2 separate regions of the Homo sapiens genome follow, and region 1 is linked to region 2. A link is a loop called in an ENCODE intact Hi-C map of the cell type or tissue named here. Cell type or tissue: ovary. All regions are shown on one strand. Links, peaks and the distances in the headings refer to the core of each region. The heading gives the core; the rest is flanking DNA. Region 1 has its middle 200 kb from the start of LRRC70. Region 2 overlaps IPO11 (importin 11).

Region 1 (12,048 bases), core at 1,617-9,616, 320 kb after region 2:
GTCCAGTTTTGCAAGCTGTGAGTTCTGTTTCAATTCTCGGTTACCATCTTCTGGTCATTCTTCAGTCTAAACTGAAGGAGAGACCATTGTCTCTGGGACATGATCTATCAGATCTGCACTATTGTCTGGAGTCTGTTGATTAGAAGATTGCTCAGAGAATGTCATCTGCAGTTGAACTAGAGTTAGTCCCTCATGTTTCTTTAGTTGCAGAATGACCTGTTGCATCATCTGGTATGCCAGTGACTATACCGCAGCATTTCAGACTCTGGAGACATATACCTGGCACCTGCCAGATAGGCAAAACTAGGACAAGGATTATTACTACAGTTTGAAACATGCCCGTAACTGATTTAGATGTCCCTTTAATTTTGATATAGATTGTTTGACTTTGCCAATACCTGAGTAATTAGTCCTTAACCCAGTGGTTTGTTAGGGGTAAAGTTCTTGAGATTACCATGATTAAAAATGGAGATGTCTACTAACAATTAATTTATAACCTTAATCCAGCAGGAACAAAACAATGCAATGCAGCACATGGTAATCAGTGGTTTCTGCCTCTGGAGAGGTTTGTTTTCAAAGTACTGGGTGGAAGTCATCTTCAATACTCAGGCTGAAGAGTCCTAGAAATCATCATTCAGTCACAGGAGACTCTTCATGGTGCTGATGTTAATGGTGCCTGGGGATTACTCCCCTGTAGTATTAATAGACCAGGGTACCTGGTATAATCCTTTATTGAGGTTCTTTTGTTATTACTTCTACTATGGAAGATTCAGACCCTGATCTTACGCTTATGGCAGGGCCTTTTAGGTGAATATAAGGAAAAAGCAGAGATCATTTTCCATAATATGATTAAATGGCTCTGATTATTTTTTGTAATAAGTAACAACATTAGAGTGAAGGGGAGTGGAATTCTATAATAATTAATAATACAAAATGCTCTTATAAGAACTTAGTCCTTATAAGATTTTCCTAGAATTAGAACATGTTATGGACTGTGAAGGTATTGACAAATCTCTAGGCCTTCAATTTATCTCCAAAAGTATACTACGAATGTTACCAGTTGACAAGTATGTTTTAACAGAAAGGCAAAAATATTTTGTATATAGTTATTATATCAGTCTTTTATGTGAACATGTGTGTTTCTTTATATCTGAAAGGCATGTGACTATTGGAACATATTTATATTAACTCATTCTACTTTTATATAATCTTGGAAGTCTGAATTTTTCTTTTGACTTTACCCTCCCAAGGAAAATAAAACTTATCTTATGGAAAAATTTTTTTCAAGGTAACTGTGCCAACAGTTTGAGTAAACTTGGAAGATTCTGCAATGAGTAAACACTGCCCTATAGTCTTGGAAGAAGACTCAAACGTTTTACTCAAATTAATTATTTACATCTTTTAATTGGTAATAAATTCAATTGAATATGCGTATAAGCTTTGCAAGCTTCATTCCCACTCAAAAATAACAAATATATTCAGGTTGCTTTTTAAATTTAAAAAGTGAATATGTTGAGTCAGCTCTTGATTAATATTTGTTGATTCAAAAATACTGCCCAAAATTTACAAGTTGCTGATATTTTTGAGCAGAGAACCCAGATCATGAACCCAATGGTTTTAAAAGCCTAATTTTAATTTTTTTTCCTTCTCTATTTGCTATCCAAGTTTCAAAATTTGTTATTTGCTACTCAAGTGACAGTGTTAATAAAATGTGAAATTTGTTCTTATAATAACATGGAACCATTTCAGAAATAAGTTTAGTTTTATCTTGACATTTGTTTGACAATGGGAGACCATTATTGGATTGCAGGCTCACATCTGTCTAAGTTATTGTCTAATTAACCTGAAATATGCTTGCAGAGGCATAATTTTCTCTATATCATTGTTTCCCAACTTTTTTTTTTAATCACAAAGAGGACACATTTTTTTAAATTGACAACTCAATCTCTACATACATACAGTATTGCATGAATTATAAGTGGATCCAACAATCATATTATTGATACAAACTCATGAGCATTTGCATAAAGCTATTGCTCTAGGTTTTGGTGTGTTTTGTGCCAGCTACTTTAGTGAATAAACTAAACATAAAGGAACTCAGCTACTTGAATTCATGAGAATCAGCTTTCAAAAAAAGCATATATATCATCTCATAGAATACTTAATATGTCAAACCCAGGAAAATCAGTAACTAAGTGACAAAAGGAACACTTTTAAAGAAAAGTTGGTGATAAATATGTTAGGCTAAAATACTAAGAACTTTAGCAACTGGACCGAGGAACCAGAAAGTGTATGCACACTGGGAATTTTAACAAAAGATCCCCATGTTCTCCTGCACAGTGAGGACCACATTCCAAAAGCAGAATTCTGGGTTGCTACAATGTCATCTCTCCTACAAACCACTGTTTCAAAGGTGAAAGAAACAAGAGGTAATTCACATAAAAAGGTTTTAAAATTCTTCCCACTCAAAATAAAATAAAAATAATATAACCTGTATCAAATTATAAAGAAATTCTATTAAAATGTTGACCACATAAAGCAGTCAGACCATTTGCCTTCGCTGACTGCCTCAGAGGGCAGAGCATGTGTCACCTACAAGGAAGGGGAGAGAGGGGTAGAGTCCCTACTCTCCCCCGGCCTGTAGAGTCAGGGTGGAGAGGAGCCCTTTGGCTTCCCTGGGGTTTTGTTTCCTCACATAGGGAATTGAGGGAGGTGGGCTAGATGGCTTTAAGAGACTCCTCAACTAAAAGAATCAAAGTCAGCTTGAGATCCCATCTCTGAACAGACATATAGGGTGGCAAAAGAAATGGATTAAAAAACAGGTGGATGACGTCTTTCTCACCTTTTGATACCATCACTCAGAACTAATCTGTACTATAGTTGAAGAAAATCTTTGCCTGGTACTATTAAAGGGTATACAATGAGGCAGCTGACAATGAAATTTTTCATAAAAATGTATAAAAAGGCTATGTTAAGTTCGGGTGGAAAAAACAATGCACCACCATATTACTACCAGCAGTCAGGACGTCCTGTCTCGGATTTTAGGAGTCGCCGATCTGGTTGGGAGAAATGCTGAGGGAAGCTCAAGCCATTCAATAGCGATCTAAGGAGTGCACACAGTTCAGGAAAGGGATAAACAGGTGTCCAGGAAGGCAACTTTAATGAAACTGGTTCTAAAACAAAGGATGCAAGAGATCTAAATGATCCAAAAAGAGTGATGACTTCTCATTTTGTCCCCTACAGAGAATACAAATATCATTTCTTCCGGAATCCAACACACTGGCTTCATTTTCAAGATGTATCACTTTATTTTCCAGCACGTGACAGTCACATGATTTCTGCAGTGAGCCCCAAAGCTTCCACGAGCTTTCCTGGAACCTACGGCCAGAAGAGTCCTGAGATTTCGAATATTAAAGCTTTCTCCACAGCCACAAGTCCCTTTGATGTTTGGGTTATTGAACACAAACTCACTGGATAATTTGTCTTCAACATAGTCCATTTCTGTTCCTAAAAGTGTTAGCTGTGCTTTCTTTTCGATGAATACTCTGACTCCATCTTGAATAACTTCTTCATCAGAATCTCCTTTTGTCTTTGTATATTCTAGAGTATAAGAAAGGCCATTACAGCCCCTGGTTCGGACACCAACTTTTACACCTACATGCTCAGGCTTATCTTTAAGAAGTTGTTTTATCTTGTTTACTGCTGAAGGTGTCAGGGTGAGGGCTGCCCGGGTGGGCTGCAGCTTCCTCTTGCTCACAGCCCGGGCAGTTGCCCGGACTAAGGAAGGCGACATTTTCGCCGTCCCGGCGCCCCGGTGCCTGGGGCCGGAGGTTGGCTGCCTCAGCCTCTCTCCACGGACACGGCGGGCGCATTGGTTTCCCAACTTTTAAATTGTGCCTCTCATTAGCAAAATAGTTTGACAATGTCTCTCTCTAAAATGTGTGCATATTCCTTTTTTCTTCAAATCATATACATATAGTATTGTTATTCTGTATATTAAATACTAAGAAAGTCTAATTTCTAATTTTTGAGATAAAAGTATGAACAGAAATTCTATTATTTTAAAATTTTCTGGAGTATGTAACTTCACTTTGGAAACTGTAGTCCTATATTTCTGATTTGTAATAATTTTCCTGCTCTAATATTTCTTTGGGATACAACTTTTTTTCTGTCATTTGAACACCATGGAGCAGTGGCTCTCACCTGAGGGCAGAATCTGACGGCAGTTGCCTAAGAACTAGAGTTTAAAAAGGCCTGTCCGTGATCCTGATCCACCTCCCCCAGGACCACTGTATTCACCACCCAGCTACCCCATCTCATGAAGACGGTGACTAGTAGTAGCAACATGGCCTTAACATACCTTACCTGGGTAGCAAAATGGCATGACTAGCAATTTTTTATGCAGATTGTACTTGCCTAGATGTGGTAGAAAAACAGTGAGGCAGAATAATAAAAAAAAATTTGTGTCCTACTGAAAAAAGCTTACATGAAAAACTTTTAAAAAGAAGGGGTTTACATCTGTGTGTATTTAATGCAGTGGTCACTGTGCAATGCCACATGCAATTGTGTCTCTCTGTGAGCCAGGAGTTTTGCTGAGTATGTGTAAGTGGGTAAACTTAATGGTTATTTTGTAGCATCATTTTTTAAATGTGGTGGGAGAATCTGTGATTTAAGGAGTTTTATGGCGAATCTCATTTTGTGATGTAAATAGTCATTTTTTGAGTATAAATCCAAATTTTTGTATGCTGTTGGCCTAATGAGTTCCCTATCATAGACAATATTAGGTGATGGCAGGGAGGTGGGACTCCAAGGCTTTCATTGTACATGTAAATTAGAATGGCTAATTGAAGCAGATATCCAGATAATTCAGACCAAACTCTCCCTTTTTGTTTGAAATATACTTGGCTGAGTTGTTTAAAAAAACAAAAAACAAAAAACAAATCTGTGCTTCTTTTCTTAACCACGACCTCAGCAATCGTGAGCAAAATGTCTGAGGGAGTGTTCTAACAGGCCTAAGAGGAAGCTCTTAAAAGAGAGACCTGTGGTCATATAGACTTGAGAAACACTTCCTACTTGTCCCTTCTTTTGGAGAGTCATCATGCATTACAGACTATGAAAAGTCCTGCACAAAGGAAAACTTTTGAACTTAGTTTAACCCAGTGTTTTCTAAACTTCTGTGACAGACAACCCTTTATTTACATAAAATTTGCTAACTTACAGTCAAACTGGTGTTCTTTGAAAGTCCATTTTGAGAAATGCTGGTATAAATTAAAGCGGTATTTATATAGCCACAAGTGCTAAGAGTGCTAGTCAGTAATCCTAAGAAGCCAAGGATGATGGGGCATGAATGTCCACAGTTTCATACTGCTGCCACTGGTAGTTTGAGGGATTTGCTAAGGGGATCCTCCAGGCAAACACTGGGTTTATAATGGTTAGGCTTTATCCCCAAAGAGAAAAATAACCACTTAGTGGGCTGAGATTGGCCCATTAGTTTTCCCAGAGTCTCTTTTTCTCCTGAGCATCTCCTCCCACCCCAAATTTTTGCAACTTTTTAAGGGGATGAGAGGGATGGGGTGGAGCATCTTTTCCCAAGTGGAGAGATCCCAAGGGCTCTGTCATGCAACACCGGGAAAACAGAAAACGTTAAGTAGAGACAAAGCCTTGAGCTCCCCCTAGAGGTAAGTATCTGATCATCTCTACTGTGGCAAGACACGAAAATACCATTTGTTTTTTTTTAAGATTTACATATCATGGACATCATTTAAAGTTCGATTTAAGAATCACCTGAATATTTTAGTTAAAAAGTAAAAGAGTAGTTATCTTTTAATATTAGTGCTTATTTGAGTTTAGATATTATTTTATAACTTACATTGTACCTCTCATCAGCGAAATAGTTTGAAACTGTCTCACTGTAAGTGTATATATTCTTTTTTCAAAATATGTACATGTAGTATTGTCATTCTGTATATTAAGTATTAAGAAAGTCTAATTTCCCTACAGCTGTTACAATGTTTACCAATAGCTACTCCTGTCTAAGGGCTATGAACTAGTCGGAATCTGCATGTTTTTGGTCAGAAACAGCCACATAGGGTCAGTACAGATGACCCAATCTGCAAATACTATGTCTTATGGAAACATAACTTTGGTTAATGTGACTTTTATGAGGATTTCGAATGCAAATTCTTCATCCTTATTCCCAAACTGAGCCACTGATGCACATTTATTTATTTATTTATTTCCTTTATTTATTCACCTGTATTTGGTAAACAGCAGGCACTTCTCTCAAATGTTATGACATTAAGGGATGCCTTACGACATTCCCTTAGGGTGCCTATGACATTTGTGATTCTGTTAAGATCACTTTGGCATTATGGTTGGTCTAACTTTGTTCACGAATGTGTTGTGTTCTGTTTTTATGATGTTTATGACCAGAGATGAAAGTAGGCTGTGCTCAGAGAGCTGGTCCCTGTTTAGCCTATCTCCTCCCACATTGTGATTTGGAGAAAATCATTTTCTCCAAAAGTTTTTCAGGGCCTTGGCATTTTATTTATTAATCATGAGATGCTGGCTGGGCGCGGTGGCTGATGCTTGTAATCCCAGCACTTTGGGAGGCCGAGGTGGGCAGATCACCTGAGGTCAGGAGTTTGAGACCAGTCTGACCAACATGGTGAAATCCCGTCTACTAAAAATATGAAATTAGCTAAGCATGGTGGCACACGCCTGTAATCCCAGCTGCTTGGGAGGTTGAAGCAGGAGAATCACTTGAACTGGGGAGGTGGAGGTTACAGTTAGCCGAGATCGTGCCATTACACTCTAGCCTGGGCAAAAAGAGCGAAACTCCGTCTCAAAAAAAATAAATAAAAATAAAAAAAAAATCATGAGACGCTACAATATCCAAAGGTGGACCCACACTCTTACTTATGCTAATGGAAGGGCAGTCCCACGTGGTAGCACATTGAGGCACATGTATCCTCAGGCGTGTGGGGAAGGTGCCGACGGGTCAGCAAAGTCACCATATGATTATAGCACGCCTCCCTAAAGGTTCATATTTCTCAGAGATGTAGGAGGAGGCCGTATTGTTTTGACATTAAAACCAAGACAAATTTGCTTGGGAGCAAATTAAAAAGACATGGAGGTTTACCACAAAACAAGAATGAATTTGGAAGCTTCCAACAGGCCCCAGGGCATACATTCACCGCTCTTTACAGTTAGTGGTGTTCCAATAGAAAGGCTTGAGAAGTGTTGCCTTGGGCCCCAGAGCCCGGGGTGACACCAGTGTGCCTGGAAGCCCACTCCAAGCTTGATCACAGCGTCATCTTCAAGCTCACTCGGGGTCACTGTACGTCTCTTCTCCCTACACGAGGGTTGTGGCATCTATTACACCACTACTGTGTGCCAGGCTGGGTGCCAAGCCCTTTATATACATTTACTCTTTGCAGGGGTCCTATGGTAAGAGCTGTTATCCCATTTTACAGATGACAAAACCAAGACACGAGGAATTGAAGTTTCTGTATTTGCCCTGTCAGTGAGTGCCTGAGGCAGAAACTGAATGCTTGGTCTGTTTAACTCTCCAGTGTGCAGTTCCAGCTCCAACCCTGTGGGAATGCTGGCTAGGCTGCTTCCTAGCGGTGAAGCGATGGGAGCGCAGGAGCGGAGCGGAGCTGGGGAATCCCACTCCTCCCATTCCTAGCCTGAATTTTAAGGGCTGAGCAGTATCAGTGGTGGTGTACCATGATTGCATTATCAATCTGCCTTTACAGAATCCAGGAGATATTCCACTGTGCACAGTTTGACGTAAGTCTTTTTTTTTTTTTTTTTTTTTGAGACGGAGTCTTGCTCTGTCGCCCAGGCTGGGGTGCAGTGGCGCGATCTCGGCTCACTGCAAGCCCCACCTCCCGGGTTCACGCCATTCTCCGGCCTCAGCCTCCCGCGTAGCTGGGACTACAGCGCCCACCACCACGCCCGTCTAATTTTTTGTGTTTTTAGTAGAGACGGGGTTTCACCGTGTTAGCCAGGATGGTCTCGATCTCCTGACCTTGTGATCCGCCCGCCTCGGCCTCCCAAAGTGCTGGGATTACAGGCGTGAGCCACCGCGCCCGGCCTGATGTAAGTCTTATATTTCAAAGTTTTATCATTTTGCCGAGTCGTGGTGAGCACAGTACCATAATTCACTCTATGGCCCAAAAGAGGAGGTCCCAGATAAATAAAGTGCTTGGAGGTTTTTAGGTCGTTTGTGCTGCTAAGTCAGAAAATGGAGAATGAAGACAATTTAGCACAACTTAAGAAATATGAATCGGGTGCTCACTATACACTAGCACTGGGCCCTACAGCTAGAAGAGATAGACATGCATACAAATCCCCTTTTTTTTTTTTTTTTTGCAGTTAAATGCTATGAGAAAGATAAAGTAATACCTTTTATCTTGGGTATTTTCTAGTTCATATTCTCAAAGAAGATCACTTCTTCTTTGATTTTGAGGGAGGTGGGCAGAGTATGCCCAGGTCAAGGTCCCTATCATTTGTTGGGGGCAGCATTGGACGACATCGTAGTTTCTTGGAGGTTCACAGTGGCTTTCTGTGGAGCAGGCACCAAGATTGAGGCAGTTCACGCATCACTTATTAAGACAAATTCCCTTTGTCTAGCACTGTGACTGTTGGCCTGATGAAGGGAAATTGTGAAAAATTTTGCTTGTTTCAGAATTTCAGCTTCCCGTTCTGGCCATCGCCTTGCCTCTGCTAATGTTATTTGTGTCCCAAGGTTTGAAATTATTTGGTTTATTAAGGGAGCCTGATATAAGGTGCTCCGTCAGTGTCATCTCATCTCCTAAATACTGCCCGCAGTTCCAGGAGGAAGGGATTTAATAGACTCTCGTTCCTTTAGGAAGCTTAATTTGAAATTCATTTGGGCACAGAAATTTTATGGGTACAATCAGATCCAGATATTGCTTAATGAAGTTCTAGGCAGATGTACAGTGAATGATCTGTGCCTACTCCAAATCCTCAGTTACGCTCCTCTGATATACCATTAACTTTTAGAAAACCTGAATCTATGACCCAAATTCTAATTAATCCTAAGAATAATGAGGTACAAAGGCATTATTTTTTCCTTTTTTAAGTTTTCTTTCTCTTGCTAACAAAGAATTTTAAATTGTGGCTCTAGCATTTAAGTGCATACATTTTGAATTTACAAAGTATGGAGAATAACATGAAATCATCAGCAGGTCAATGAATTAGATTTTATTTCTGTGTGTGTGGTAACATTAAACATCTATGGTACAACTTTCATTTATTCTTGTGTCAACTATTGCTTAGAGTAATTCAGTATCATAATCTATATTTAACTTATTCTACTTTATAAAGGACTTTAAAATAACATACATTATCTTCCATAACATATGCTATGACATTGGTATTATTATCCCCACTTCGTACTTGAGGACACTGAAATTTAGGAAAGATTAGTTAACTTGCCTAATTTCACACAGTTGTGGTCCTAGGAAAGAAACATATATTTTAATAGCCAGCCCAGGTTTTTTTTTTTCCATTAAATGATCAGATTCTCTGCTATTATGTTTTTGGTTTTAGTTAATAGACATATTGGTTGCTATTGACATTTGGCACATCTGGCTTGCTGTTCTTAATGACCAGTGGGCTCTGGGCACTCAAATATCGACCAGTGCCAGACAGCTAATGTCAATGAGTGTGGTGGGCTGGGTGTCAGAACAAGGAGTGGTGGGGACAATGGCAAATTGGAGAGTGTACACTCCATTTAAAAAAGGGTTCCCTTACCTATTCCCACTGGGCATGCTGGCCTGGTGTTGCAAAATATTCTAAAATTTTAAGAGGAGCCAGAGATCTGGATTTTGTGTGGAATCTCTCCATTCTAAGTGTTGGCAACCAAATTTTTTTTTCCCTTTTAAACTCTGCAAGCCAAACAAAACCCATCTATTAGGTGGATTCAGTTCATGACTGCTAGTTGTGACATGGGCTTGCTTTTTACTTTTTTGGAGGTACATGTGAAGGAGGAGTGAGTGGGTGGGGTAAGGCCAGCATCACTTACTCGGGCTATAGATGGTTCTTTTCCTGAAGCCAGGAAGTCTGAGCAAAGCTGGGGAGCCTGTGGGTTTCCGGGCTGCTTAATGTGGGCTATTCTGGGACTGCCTTCTTCTTCCAGAACTATCTGAAATGAGGGAGACTTCCTTATAATTAGGGGCTGACCACTGAGCTCCGTGGCATTGCCCACTCTCCAGTAGTTAGTTGAACTTTGTTTAGTATCTTTATTATTATTTCTTTGCTTCCTTCATTTCTTTCCTCTTCTTGGGAGATTTCATTTTCAGCTGCAATCAGTAACATTTGCAATGAAACTGAAAATCAACTGAAACTGTTGCAAATGAAACTGAAATGAGTAACATTTGCAATCTTCCGAGACAGAAGACTTTAGAAGAGGGTGAACTTTTTTTGTTGTTGTTATTGTTATTCTTTAAGTTCTGGGGTACATGTGCAGAACATGCAGGTTTGTTACATAGGTATACGCCTGCCATGGTAGTTTGCTGTACCCATCAACCTGTCATCTATATTAGGTATTTCTCCTAATGCTATCCCTCCCCTAGCCCCCCACCCCCCGACAGGCGCCAGTGTGTGATATTCCCCTCCCTGTGTCCATGTGTTCTCATTGTTCGACTCTCACTTACGAGCGAGAACATGTGGTGTTTGGTTTTCTGTTCCTGTGTTAGTTTGCTGAGAATGATGGTTTCTACCTTCATCCATGTCCCTACAAAGGACACGAACTCATCCTTTTTTATGACTGCATAGTATTCCACTGTATATATGTGCCACATTTTCTTTATCCAGTCTATCACTGATGGGCATTTGGGTTGGTTCCAAGCCTTTGCTATTGGGAATCGTGCTGCAGTAAACATACGTGTACATGTGTCTTTATAGTGGAATGATTTATATTCCTTTGGGTATATACCCAGTAATGAGATTGCTGGGTCAAATGGTATTTTTGGCTCTAGATCCTTGAGGAATCACCACACTGTCTTCCATAAAGGCCGAATTAATTTACGTTCCCGCCAACAGTGTAAAAGCATTCCTATTTCTCCATATCCTCTCCAGCATCTGTTGTTAGAAGAGGTCTAACTTGTTTTAAACTAGATTTCCTTTTGTTTGTGTGATCTATGGATTTTATTTATTCAGTTTCCTGTCCCTGCAAGCACAGAAAGTTGAAAACTAATTTGATTCAATTTTCCCAGATGCAATCTCATGTGTATTTTATGTTAGTTTTTAAGGTTTTTGAATTTTAACCAAACTCGGCACAAAGTGACTATGTTACTGTTATACGCCACATGCTCCGCTGCACAAATACATAAGCATTAGACTTAGGTTTTTCTCTATTGTAAAGAAATTCAGACCTTCTCTGAGTGTCTAATAAAATTCCATCTAGATTAACATGTGCTTTTGACCAAGAGATTCTTTTACTGTATCAATGTAATGGTTTGAACATTTTTCATCTTTGGAGATATGATGAAAAGGTGGCAAAAGCATGTAATGAAGAAGGTTCAGAAACTCTAGAATTAAAACCTATTATTTACTGAGCACTTATTATTTGCCAGGCACTGTGCTAATACTTCACAGTCATCCCACATTATCTCATTTAATCCGTTAAACCATGTGTAATATACCTATCAGTTATACTTTAAAGATGAGAAAATTGGCCGGGCACGGTGGCTTACGTCTGTAATCCCAGCACTTTGGGAGGCCGAGGTGGGCGGATCACGAGGTCAGAAGATGGAGACCATCCTGGCTAGCACGATGAAACCCCGTCTCTACTGAAAATACAAAAAATTAGCCAGGCGTGGTGGCGGGCGCCTGTAGTCCCAGCTGCTCCGGAGGCTGGGGTGGGAGAATGGCCTGAACCCGGGAGGCGGAGCTTGCATTGAGCTGAGATCGCGCCACTGCACTCCAGCCTGGGCGACGGAGTGAGACTCCTTCTCAAAAAAAAAAAAAAAAAAAAAAAAAGAAAAAAAAGAAGATGAGAAAATTAAGTCACAG
Region 2 (12,048 bases), core at 1,992-9,991:
AGTGGATCATGAGGTCAGGAGATCGAGACCATCCTGGCTAATGGTGAAACCCTATCTCTACTAAAAATACAAAAAAAAAATAGCCGGGCGTGGTGGCACGCGCCTGTAGTCCCAGCTACTCAGGAGGCTGAGGCAGGAGAATGACGTGAACCTAGGAGGTGGAGCTTGCAGTGAGCCGAGATTGCACCACTGCACTCCAGCCTGGGTGACAGAGCGAGACTCCATCTCAAATAAAAAATAAATAAATAAATAGCCAGTCTTATGTTCATCCTAGGATATTGTATGTAAGAGAAATTATTTTTGATAGTCTAAGGTTGTTTTTCAAATCCTTTTCACTTTTGCTTGATTTCTAGCGAGGACTAAGGAAATGGACCGTTCACTCACTCAAGTCTTTCTGTGAAATTGTCTTTCCTTTTCCTCTGTTTTGTCCTCACCTCAAACCCTTCACTTCTAGGACTTACTTTTTTGTTGGGGAGAGTCTCAAAATCAATTGTCTAGAAGATTCTTGGTTACAGTTAACTGTTATTAAAGGCTACCAGTCTATAGAAGTTTTAATTCCTATTTCAACTTTATCAAAGTTCACTCTCTAATATGTTGCCTTACAGGTATACTTTATATTTAGTCGAGGCAATCTCCACAGATTGTACAGATAATCAGGGCCTTAAGCTGGATAGCTTGTGTGAGTTAGCTTCTTGCTTGTTTTTTTTTGTAGTATGAGGCTAGTTCTTCTCCATATAGAAAGAAGTATATGCTTAATTAGCATCTTGTAGTTACTTTCAGTGTAGTAGTTACCACATTGTGCTGACTTGTAATTGTCGACTTATTTTTCTCAGATTCACTACAGTGTAGCTTTTATTGCTGTCATCCTACTGCATGGTCTGAAAGAGTACACATAATGATTGATGCTCAATAACTGTTAAGTGAATGAACAATAGAACAGGAGACTTATTCTTATTAGATGCCTGCTGGATTTCAGAGTGATATAGGGCAAAACTTCCAAAAGCAGGATTTTTGAGAGATTAGTCAGAGCTAGAGATACCTGGAAAAAATTCAGATTAGCACTTTTTATTTTGGAATGGAGCAGCTGAACCTGGAGATAGGGACTAAAGTAGGGACTAGGAAGGGTATCCTGTCTAATGCGGTTGAGGTACAAGATGTGTAGTTAATTGAAGGTAGCATTTGTGGGAAGACATCATTATAAAGAGCAATTTTGCTGGTTAATACAGCTGTGCCTATTATTTTGGTAATCTGAAGCATGGAAAATCTTCCTTTTAATAATAAAGGAAGATGCAAAGATGGTCCTCAAGTACCAAATTAGTTTCCTACATAAAAAAATGTAAGGGCTGGGCTCACGCCTGTAGTCCCAGCACTGGGAGGCCGTGGTGGGCAGATCACCTGAGGTTGGGAGTTCGAGACCAGCCTGGGCAACATGGTGAAACCCTGTCTGTACTAAAAATACAAAAAAAATTAGCTGGGCATGGTGGCGCACGCCTGTAATCCCAGCTACTCAGGAGGCTGAGGCAGGAGAATCAGTTGAACCCAGGAGGCGGAGGCTGCAGTGAACCGAGATTGCGCCACTATACTCCAGCCTAGACGACAGAGAGAGAGTGTCTCAAAAGAAGAAAAAAATATTAAGCTCATGGTTGAGCTGGTTGCTATAGCAAAGTGTAGTGCACAGGGTACACTTAAAATTGCTACCTGCGGCTCAGTGTGCCTCAACAATTGTTATAACCTTTCCTCCTCTGTGTTAAAATAAGTTCTTTTGAGGGGTGACAAATTACGAAATCAGCAGTTGAGAGCAAATTGTTTTGCAGTAACAAAATTGAGCTTGATTTGACACAAAAAGGAATTCTTTTTTTTTTTTGAGAGAGAGAGAGGTGCTGTCTTGGCTCACTACAACCTTTGCTTCCTAGCTTCAAGCAATTCTTGTTCCTTAGCCTCCTGAGTAGCTAGGATTACAGACATGCGCCACCATGCCCAGCTAATTTTTGTATTTTTAGTAGAGATAGGGTTTCGTCATGTTGCCCAGGTTGGCCTCAAACTCCTAGCCTCAAGCGATCCACCTGTCTCAGCCTCCCAAAGTGCTGGGATTACAGGCGTGTACCACTGTGCCTGGCCAGGAATTCATTTTCTTTTTTTTGAGAAGGGGTCTCGCTTTGTTGCCCAGACTGGAGTGCAGGTGCACGACCTTGGCTCACTGTAACCTCCACCTCCCAGGTTCAGCACCTCCTAGTAGCTGGGTTTACAGGTGCACGTCACCATGCCTGGCTAATTTTTGTGTTTTTGGTAGAGATGGGGTTTTGCCATGTTGGCCAGGCTGGTCTCCAACTCCTGACCTCAGGTGATCCACTCTCCCATAATGCTGGGATCACAGGCGTGAGCCACCATGCTCGGCCAGGAATTCATTTTCTGTAAAACAGTATGCCTTTACATATAAACCTAAATATAATAAAATGGACATTAACCACTGTTAAAATCCAAAGTCACTAAAAATAAGGAAATTTAAGGTACAGGGAGCAATTGTAATGAAGTTGGAAGTATGTTAAAGTAAATAATGTCCCCAAATCACGATGTGTAACACACAAAAGTATATGCTGCATAGTGCAGTGGCACAAACATAGGTGTCTACAACCTTGACCTCCTAGGCTCAAGCAATCCTCTCACCTCAGCCTCCCAAGTAGCTGGGACCACAGGCACGTACGACGATGCCCGGCCTGGATATTAGGGATTAATCTTAAATTTTTACTTCTGTCTTAACAGTCACTCAACAGTTATTGAATGCTGACTGTGTACAAGAGATATGTACAATATTGTGGGAGACAGAAGACAGAATTAGTAGTCTCTTGACAGTTCATGTGGAAGAACGCAACCCCCCTATTTAGTAAGCTATTAAAATCTGATGTGGGGCCGGGTGCGGTGGCTCACGCCTGTAATCCTGGCACTTTAGGAGGCTGAGGCGGGTGGATCATGAGGTCAGGAGTTCAAGACCAGCCTGGCCAACATGGTGAAACCCCGTCTGTACTAAAAATACAAAAATTAGCCGGGTGCCTGTAATCCCACCTACTCGGGAGCCTGAGGCAGGACAATTGCTTCAACCTGGGAGGCGGAGGTTGCAGTGAGCCGAGATCACGCCACTGCACTGTAGCCTGGGCAACAGAGCAAGACTCTGTCTCTGGGGTGGGGGGGAAAATATCTGCCATGGAAGAAAACAAAACTATATTGCATTGTTATTATGGTCATGGCTAAAACTTAGCTGAATTTTAAAAGCTGAAAGGTTTATGATGAATAATGTTCTCATTAGGCTGGGCATGGTGACTCATGCCTGTAATCCCAGCACTTTGGAAAGCTGAGGTGGGAGGATCCTTGGGGCCAGGAGTTTGAGACTAGTCTAGGCAACATAGTGAGATCCTACCTCTACAAAAAATAAAAAAATTAGGCATGGTGGTGTATGTATGTCATTCTGGTTACTTGGGAGGCTGAGGCGGCAGGATCACTTAAGCCTAGGAGTTTGAGGCTGTAGTGATATATGATTGTACTAGCCTTGAAGACTGAGTTAGACCATGTGTCTAAAACATAATAATAATAGTGTTTCTGCTAAACAACACATGAATTATTTGGATGGTAAGGGTAAAAGAATGCTGTGTGGCAAGGTGAAGTCAAGTTACAATACTTCAGAAGGTCATCGTGATGAATTACTATATTTTCTACACAAAGGAGAACTGCATAGCTGCTTTGAGATGGGTTGGTTAGTGTAAGATAGATCACTCACCCTCATAGCAGAGACTTGCAGACTTACTCCTTGTCAGCTTAAGACTTCATGATGTGGTCCTTAGGGGAAATTTCCAAATAATTGAAATTATGAATGCTAAATTTGAGAATGCCAAGGCGCCACTTCCATGGTGTAGCTCCAGCCTGTAAGATATTTACAGTGCTGTAAAATTTATTTAAAAGATAAATGCCGGCCGGGCGCGGTGGCTCACGCCTGTAATCCCAGCCCTTTGGGAGGCCGAGGAGGGCGGATCACGAGGTCAGGAGATCGAGACCATCCTGGCTAACACGGTGAAACCCTGTCTCTACTAAAAATACAAAAATTAGCTGGGCGTGGTGGTGGGCGCCTGTAGTCCCAGCTACTCGGGAGGCTGAGGCAGGAGAATGGCGTGAATCGGGGAGGCGGAGCTTGCAGTGAGCTGAGATCGCGCCACTGCACTCCAGCCTGGGCGACAGAGCGAGACTCTGTCTCAAAAAAAAAAAAAAAAAAAGATAAATGCCTTTGTGAGCAAGTCATCAAATAGGTTTAATAGATCTTATTTTCACTTTTGTTTTGTTGATTTTAATTGTACATTAAATGCCATGTTGATTCTGTTTCTTATCTCTTGCTCTGTGTAATTTTATAGTGGCTTTTTTTCCCCCTGGGGATTGAGTCTTGCTGTGTCACCCAGGCTGGAGTGCAGTGGTGCAATCTCAGCTCACTGCAACTTCTACCTGCCAGGTTTAAGTGATTGTCCTGCCTCAGCCTCCTGAGTAGCTGGGATTACAGGTGCATGCCGCTATGCCCGGCTAATTTTTGTACTTTTAGTAGGGACAGGGTTTTGCCACATTGGCCAGGCTGGTCTCAAACTTCTGACCTCAAATGATCTGCCCGCCTTGACCTCCCGAAGTGTTAGGATTACAGGCATGAGCCACTGCGCCCCGCCTATATTGGCTTTTTAAGTGCATTATTTAAAGAGTGACTCTCTTAAAGGGTCATTTGTGCTGTGAACCTGTGGGGATTTGAGCCTGTGCATGTGTGTGTCTAGGCTTATATTAGTATCAAGGTGAAAAAGAACTTTTTGGTGGGAAGTTACTTTAGTGGAGGAGACTCAAGGTGACAGACTTGGTTCAAAAGAAAAGAGCTGTGCGCTGAACAGAAGAGATTTTGAATATAGCATGGTGCGTACTCTTCCTGTATTGATTCATAAAGCCTCTTGTCTGAGTCCTAGTTAAGGGCCTGGAATAAGAATGAAAATTCCAAAACTATCCCCCAAGTATCTAAAAGTTGCTTTTGAAACAGTGCTGATTTATACCTTACCCATCCATCTATTTATCTGACAAATATTTGGATTCTTACTCTATGCAATCACTTCACGGGATGCCTGAGATAGAGCTGTGGAAAGGTAAGGGCCCACCCAGGGAGTAGAGTAGTTTTACTCTTTTTTTTTTGTTCCTCCTCCTTACTGAGTTGATATTTTGGATACATGAGAACAGTGTGTAGGCATTAAGTGGCTGAAGAGAGGCGTAAGGCTGTTGCTAGGATAAGAGACTTAGGGAACTGAAAGATGGGCCACAGTGTCCCTCCTGGGCCTGAGCTATATCACTGGCAGGTTTGAAAACAAAATGAAAATTAGATTTTACTTTAAAAAGCATGTAAGTAACAAATGCTATAGGTCTTTAGGAATGTCCTTCATTGACATTCCTTCATTGACATTTTTGAGACTCTGTCTCAAAAATAAATAAATAAATAAATAAATATTAGTTGAGAGACATCAGCAGTTTGGCTGGAAATTGCTTTTGAGATAGATCTTGTACCTACTAAAGCTTCTGGCTTGATACATTTTGGTAATTTAATATATATTTATGTCATAGGTAAGTGGAAGCGAATTTATACTTAAGCCTTTTTTTTTTTGAGACGGAGTCTTGCTCTGTTACCCAGGCTGGAGTGCAGTGGTGCAATCTTGGTTCACTGCAATCTCTGCCTCCCGGGTTCAAGCAGTTCTTCTGCCTCAGCCTCCCAAGTAGCTGGGACTACAGGCGTGTGCCACCATGCCTGGTTAATTTTGTATTTTTAGTAGAGGCAGGGGTTTCACCATATTGGCCAGGCTGGTCACGAACTCCTGAGCTTATGGTCTGCCAGCCTTGGCCTCCCAAAGTGCTGGGATTACAGGCCTGAGCCACCTCACCTGGCCTACTTAAGCCTTATTAACAAAAAAACGGATTATTACTAAAATAACCTTTTTAGTTATTGTTAAGAATACAGGTGTTTTTAAAATTGAAAATACATTTTAAAAACATGGAAAAGTAAAGAAAAATATTAACTGCCATGTAACTATTACCTAGATCTAATAGTCAACATTTTGCTGTTTTTGCTTTCTGACTTTTTTTGAGCTATTTTAAAGGAATTTAAATATTTTTTTAACTAAATTCTTCAACATTTATCTGTGAAAAGATAGATTTATTTTTTAAGTATTTAACTTTTATCATCCTGAAGAAGTAAAAAGTAATTTAATATCATTTAATACTTTTATCCAGTTTTCTAGATTGTTCTCAAACACATTTTTACAAGTGGCTTGAGCCAGAAAAATGAATAAGGTGCATTTGACATGTCTTACAAATCTTTTAATTTTGAATAGTATTGACTTCCTCCCTCTCCCCCTTAAAAATGCCATTGACTTGTTAAAAAAAAACTAGATTAGTTGTCTTGTAGGATGCTCTGCCTCCTACATTTGTTGATTAATATACCTTGCTGATTAGGTTCAGGCTAAGCAGATTTGGGCATCTATAGCGAATATTTTTTGTCTCAGTATTCGTGATGAATTATTTAATACATGAACTTTGATGTAAAACTTTTTTGGTGCTAATGTTTCTTAAGGGAAAATTATGAAGACAACAATTCTGAGGCTAAAAAAGTTTAAGAATATTTGAAATGCTAAAATACTTAGTGTGTAATGGTTAGCTTTTGATACTTTGGAGTCAAGGCTTTGGGCTTCTCAGTTACAGCCACTAAACAGTCAGTAGGTGGCACTGTTTCTTCTGGTTTAGAAATAGAAAATGTTAAGTATTTGGGGGTTTCATGAACTAGTACCTAACATGTTTCATTAAACAGTTTATTTGCATATTGTCTCACTGAATATTCCTTCCCCCCTCCACATTTTTAGAATCACATGTAGAAAAAAATATTTTTATTTCTCCTACTTGGTTGCTTTATTACTTACTCTTTTCCAGCTGAGCCTTCTGTAAGCATGTATCAGTTGGTGTTTTCTGGAGCAGATAGGAGGTATACAGGGCTTGTGAATATATTAGTTGGCAATGGTTACTTCCTGTGGTTTCTTCTTTATTCCTGTTGTTTCTTCTTTCTTTATCTCTCTCCCTGCTTTTACTGAAAGGTAAAGGGCTGAAAGGTGTTAAAGAAAAACTTTTCAAACACTTGTAAAGGATGATAAGACAGACTTTATTCAGATGGGACTACTGCAGTGGGGTTTTGCAGTAGGGGAGAGAAATTGTGCTCAACTCTGAATACAAGGAAAAGTGGGAATTTATTGCCAAGGAGCAGGGATGGAAAGGGTGGGAGGTTGGGGGGATGGGGGGTTGAGAGGATGGAAAATTACTAAAAAGAATCATCAGGGATGAGAGGGGGTTCCTGGCCAAACTGACCTAATAGGATTCTTGCCGAAAGCAACCTGATGAGATATTGATGATATCAATGTCAAGGATAGGGGATTCTGGCTAAACCAACATAGCAAGATTTCTTGCTAAAATTGGGTGACGCAAAGAACAGACATTTTGGAAGTCCAAAAGTAGAAGCCTAGTTAGGACAAAGATTCAGAAAAGCCTCACTAAAGTTTGGTTAAGGAGAGGCTGTTTGTCGAAAGATAGTGCCGTTGCTTCTTCATTCCAGCCATTTGTGTAGAGACCTTTCGTAGGCTAGCTAGAGAGTCTTGAATTAGAACTTTAAGAGATGCCTGATGTCCTTGACTATTAGGTTTTTGTTTTTAAATTTCCATACTATTGTTTCTTTTTAAATTTCTGTCTCAAATGCTATATGCCTTCATTTAGCAATACCTGCTGTGTGCCAGGCATCTTATGTGCTTTTCGTATCTGTAGTCCTTAAAGTACAGGTTAAGTACTTCTTATCTGCAATGCTTGGGAACAGAAATGTTTCAGATTTTTTTCAGATTTTGTAATATTTACATTATACTTACGTTGAACATCTCAAATGTGAAAATCTGAAAATTGAAACACTCTAGTGAGCATTTCCCTTGAGCATCGTGCTGGTACTCAAAGTTAAGGATTTTGAAGCAAATACTTCGGGTTTTCAGATTTGAGATATTTTAGCCTGTAGTTCTCTCATATTAAGTATTACTTTCTAGGGACAGAAAGAGGGAAGAATTAATTAATAGATCGAGATCTAACTTTGCCATTAATATCTATAAATCTTACTTATTTTTGTGAGAAGTAGAGATGAAAATTTCAAAATTGAAAGTTGCTTAAGGTGAAATAGAGTGGAATTACTGAATTACTGAACTTTCTAACACATTTTTAGAGTCAAATGATAAATAGAAAAGGAGATGATTTTATGGAACAGAATAGAATTTTTTTTTAATGACTTTGAGTCCACCATGTTTAAATGCTTCCTTTTATTCAGTCTTGTCACAGTAACAACCTTTGGTATAGTATTCAGAGATGTTCTTTGGTACTTTTTATTCTTTGTTTTGTAGGTGAGTGGGGAGGATTTTATGTTGAATATGTCTACTGTGATTTGCATTGTGTGTATGCAAGTGGTAGAATTCTGCAAAGAGATATTCTGGTAACAGAAGCAATGCCTGAAAAAAAAAAAAGAACAGTTTTGCCCCTTTGCTACCATTATTAAAAAAAATACTGTTTTTATTTTTTACAGACAGGGTTTTGTCTCCCAAGCTAGAGTTCAATGGTACACTCATAGCTCACTGCAACCTCAAGCTCCTGGGCTCAAGCAATCCTCCTGTCTCAGCCTCCTGAGTAGCTGGGATTACAGGCATGAGCCACTATGCCCGGCCACTATAAAATACTTCAGAAAAATCTGACACAATTTCAAAATATGTGGTTATGTAGGGTGGCAAATTCTCCCTTAATGTTTTCTTTCTTGAGCCTGTGCCTGTTTTATTTGGCTGACTCTTTTTTTTTTCTTTTTCAAGCTTAATCTTACTTTTAATTGAGGAACTAGGGGATAGTTACTGTCACCATCCTTTTTTTTTTTTCAGTGAGTCTGGCATGTAGTGGTAGTGGGGGGTATTGAGAATTAGATAAAAGGTCTATGGCTCTTACGACTAGTGAATGGGACTAGTTCTAATTTACACACATATATTACTTATATGTATATGAATATATGTGTATATATAAGAAAAACATTCAATTTATTTTTAGAGACAGTGTCTCACTCTTGTCCTGGCTGGAGTGCTGTGGTGTGATCATAGCTCACTGCAGCCCTGAACTCCTGGGTTCAAATGATCCTCCCACCTCAGCCTTGCAAGTAGCCGAGATTACAGGCATGTGCCACCATGTCCAGCTAATTTGTTAAGAAACATTTTGTAGAAAAAGGGTCTCACTTTGTTGCCTAGGTGGGTCTTCAACTCCTTACCTCAAGTGATCCTCTTGCCTTAGCCTCCCAAAGTGCTAGGATTACAGTTGTGAGATACCATGCCCAGGGTGTACTTTATATTTTGATATCAAAAGGTTTAAACAGGGCCAGGCATGGTAGCTTATGCCTGTAATCCCAGCACTTTGGGAGGCTGAGGCAGGAGGATCACTTGAGCCCAGGAGTTTGAGACCAGGCTGGGCAACACAGTGAGATCCTATCTCTACAAAAAATAAAAATAAATATATAAATTAACCTGGTGTGGTGCATCCCTGTAGTCCCAGCTACTCAGGAGGTTGAGGTGAGGGGATTGCTTGAGCCCAGGAGATTGAGGCTGCAGTGAGCCGTGATTGCGCCACTGCACTCTAGCCTGGGCAACAGAGTGAGACTCTTTGTCTCAAAAAAAAAAAAAAGTTTAAACAGAACTTAGTTATACCAAAAATGTTTATCTCTTTTATACAGTGCAGTTAATTGTTAGTTATTGTATTAAGAGACATTAGAGCATAGAAGATAATATATACTGATATACTGAACATACCTTTTACTTCTGTATTTTTTTTTTTTTTTAATGACAGAGTCTCGCTCTGTTACGCAGGCTGGAGAGCAGTGGGGTGATCTCAGCTCAGTGCAACCTCCACCTCCTGGGTTCAAGCATTTCTCCTGCCTTAGCTTCCCGAGTAGCTGGGATTACAGGCACGTGCCACCACGCCCAGCTAATTTTTGTATTTGTAATAGAGACGGCGTTTCGCTGTGTTGGCCAGGCTGGTCTCGAACTCCTGACCTCAGGTGATCCACCTGCCTCGGTCCCCCAGAGTGCTGGGATTACAGGCGTGAGCCACCGCATCTGGTCTATGTGTTTGTTTTTGGTGGTTTTTTTTTTTTTTTTTTTTTTTTTGAGATGCAGTCTTGCTCTGTCGCCAGGCTGGAGTGCAGTGGCGAGATCTCTGCTCTCTGCAACTTCTGCCTCCCGGATTCTCCCGCCTCAGCCTCCCGAGTAGCTGGGACTACAGACGTGTACCACCATGCCCAACTAATTTTTGTGTTTTTAGTAGAGACAGTGTTTCACGATGTTGGCCAGGATGGTCTCGATCTTTTGACCTTGTGATCCTCCTGCCTTGGCCTCCCAAAGTGCTGGGATTACAGGTGTGAGCCACTGTGCCCAGCTGGTTATTTTTTATTGTTGTTGTTTTCTTCGTTTTTTTTTGTTTGTTTTTGAGGCAGGGTCTCACTTTGTCACCCAGATTGGAGTGCAGTGGTGTGATCTCGGCTCACTGCAGCCTCCCTTCCTGGGCTCAAGGCATCCTGGCATCCTCCCGCCATAGCTCCCCAAGTAGCTGGAAGTATAGGCGCACCCCACCATGCCTGGTTAATTTTTTTTGTACTTTTTATAGAGACCGTGTTTCGCCATGTTGCACAGGCTGGTCTCCTGACCCCAGGTGATCATCTGCCTCTGCCTCCCAAAGCACTGACATTACAGGCATGAGCCATCGCGCCTGGTCTGAGCATACCTTTTAAATGAGTTCAAGTGACTTCAGATAATGGCGACACAAAAAATTTCAATATAAAGTCCTTTTAAACAATTTTAATCTATACAGACATTAATGTTAACAGGTAGTTTTAAGGAGATGCAAAGAAAAGCTATAAAATTACTCAAAATGTCGTTTTGTTGTAAGCAAGATATCGGTTTAAAGTATAATAGTTTTTTGGTCTTATTTGAAATTTGGATATGGCACCCTTTGAGTTTTTGTTTTCTTACAAAAAGACACAGTACAAAACGGATCTACAAATTATAGCCAAGGCTATAGATTTCATTTTTGGGGAGTTGAAATATTTGCTACAATAAGAAATTTTACTGTAGTTTAAAATTTAATTTTAGGTGTTTTGTAGAATTCTTACCTCTTCTGCGTCTAAATCCTTCTGTTCGTATTCTTTCACTTTCTTCTGACAAAATATTTTAATGATGTATGTGTTGGGAAAGCTTAGGGTGTTGTATATTACACAGTAAGTACAATAAAATTTAGGATGATAGATATTTTTTCAATTCTGGATATGTATTTCAGTCTTTTATTTTCCAAAAGGACTTACTAAGAAAAATACGAATTCATTTTATGGTTTACTGAAGTTATAAGTAAAGCATGCAAGTTTGTTGAAATAAAGCTTTTTTCCCACTTTTTAAATATTATTTCCCTTCTATCAGAGTGAATGTTTGCTTCTCTGCTATAATACTACTTCATGGGAAAATGTCACTTTCAAACTCTTTTTATGATACAGTGGTTTGTGTTGTAACACTATGAATTGAGAGAATGATCACTAAAGTATTTTGGCTGTAATAAAACATTAGTATTCAACAGTTTGATTTTACTCTTTGAAATATTGCATATATACTTGAGAATATGCTAAAGTAGCTTAATGAGTAGTCATTGTACCTGTTGTGAAGTATACACACAAGATGAGGAAGGGCCAAGGCATCCCTGACTGATTTAGTTTGTAAAGATACAGTGAACCACTTTTAGATTCAGGCAGTTCATTATTTAATTTGGATAGAGAAAGGAAGCACCTACAGGTGCCAGCTTCCTGTGGGCCTTGTCTCATACACCAGAAAGAATGGCACAGAAACAATAGGAGATAGATGACTCTAATGTGACTTGTGGGATGCCTAATTGCTGAGAAGCCAATTCTAG

Evidence for each region. Peaks named below come from ENCODE experiments on the same cell type or tissue, not always from the same donor. Only the 100,000 strongest peaks of a DNase experiment are listed, where the experiment ranks them.
Region 1: a loop joins it to region 2, with 5 times the contacts of the local background. A loop is called at or near these places in 87 of 110 quality-filtered maps.

What each region holds. Positions count from the first base shown.
Region 1 is chr5:62,773,471-62,785,518 of GRCh38, forward strand. It overlaps the pseudogene ISCA1P1. Among named protein-coding and RNA genes, the nearest start is that of LRRC70, 200 kb to the left of the region's middle. In ovary, for the core only: a CTCF peak has its summit at 5,668 (motif pointing left); no DNase peak of the experiment used is centred there.
Region 2 is chr5:62,453,907-62,465,954 of GRCh38, forward strand. The region is part of intron 5 of IPO11 (importin 11); the gene reads left to right. Among named protein-coding and RNA genes, the nearest start is that of IPO11, 47 kb to the left of the region's middle. In ovary, for the core only: a CTCF peak has its summit at 6,770 (motif pointing right); no DNase peak of the experiment used is centred there; H3K27ac peaks cover 1,008 bases.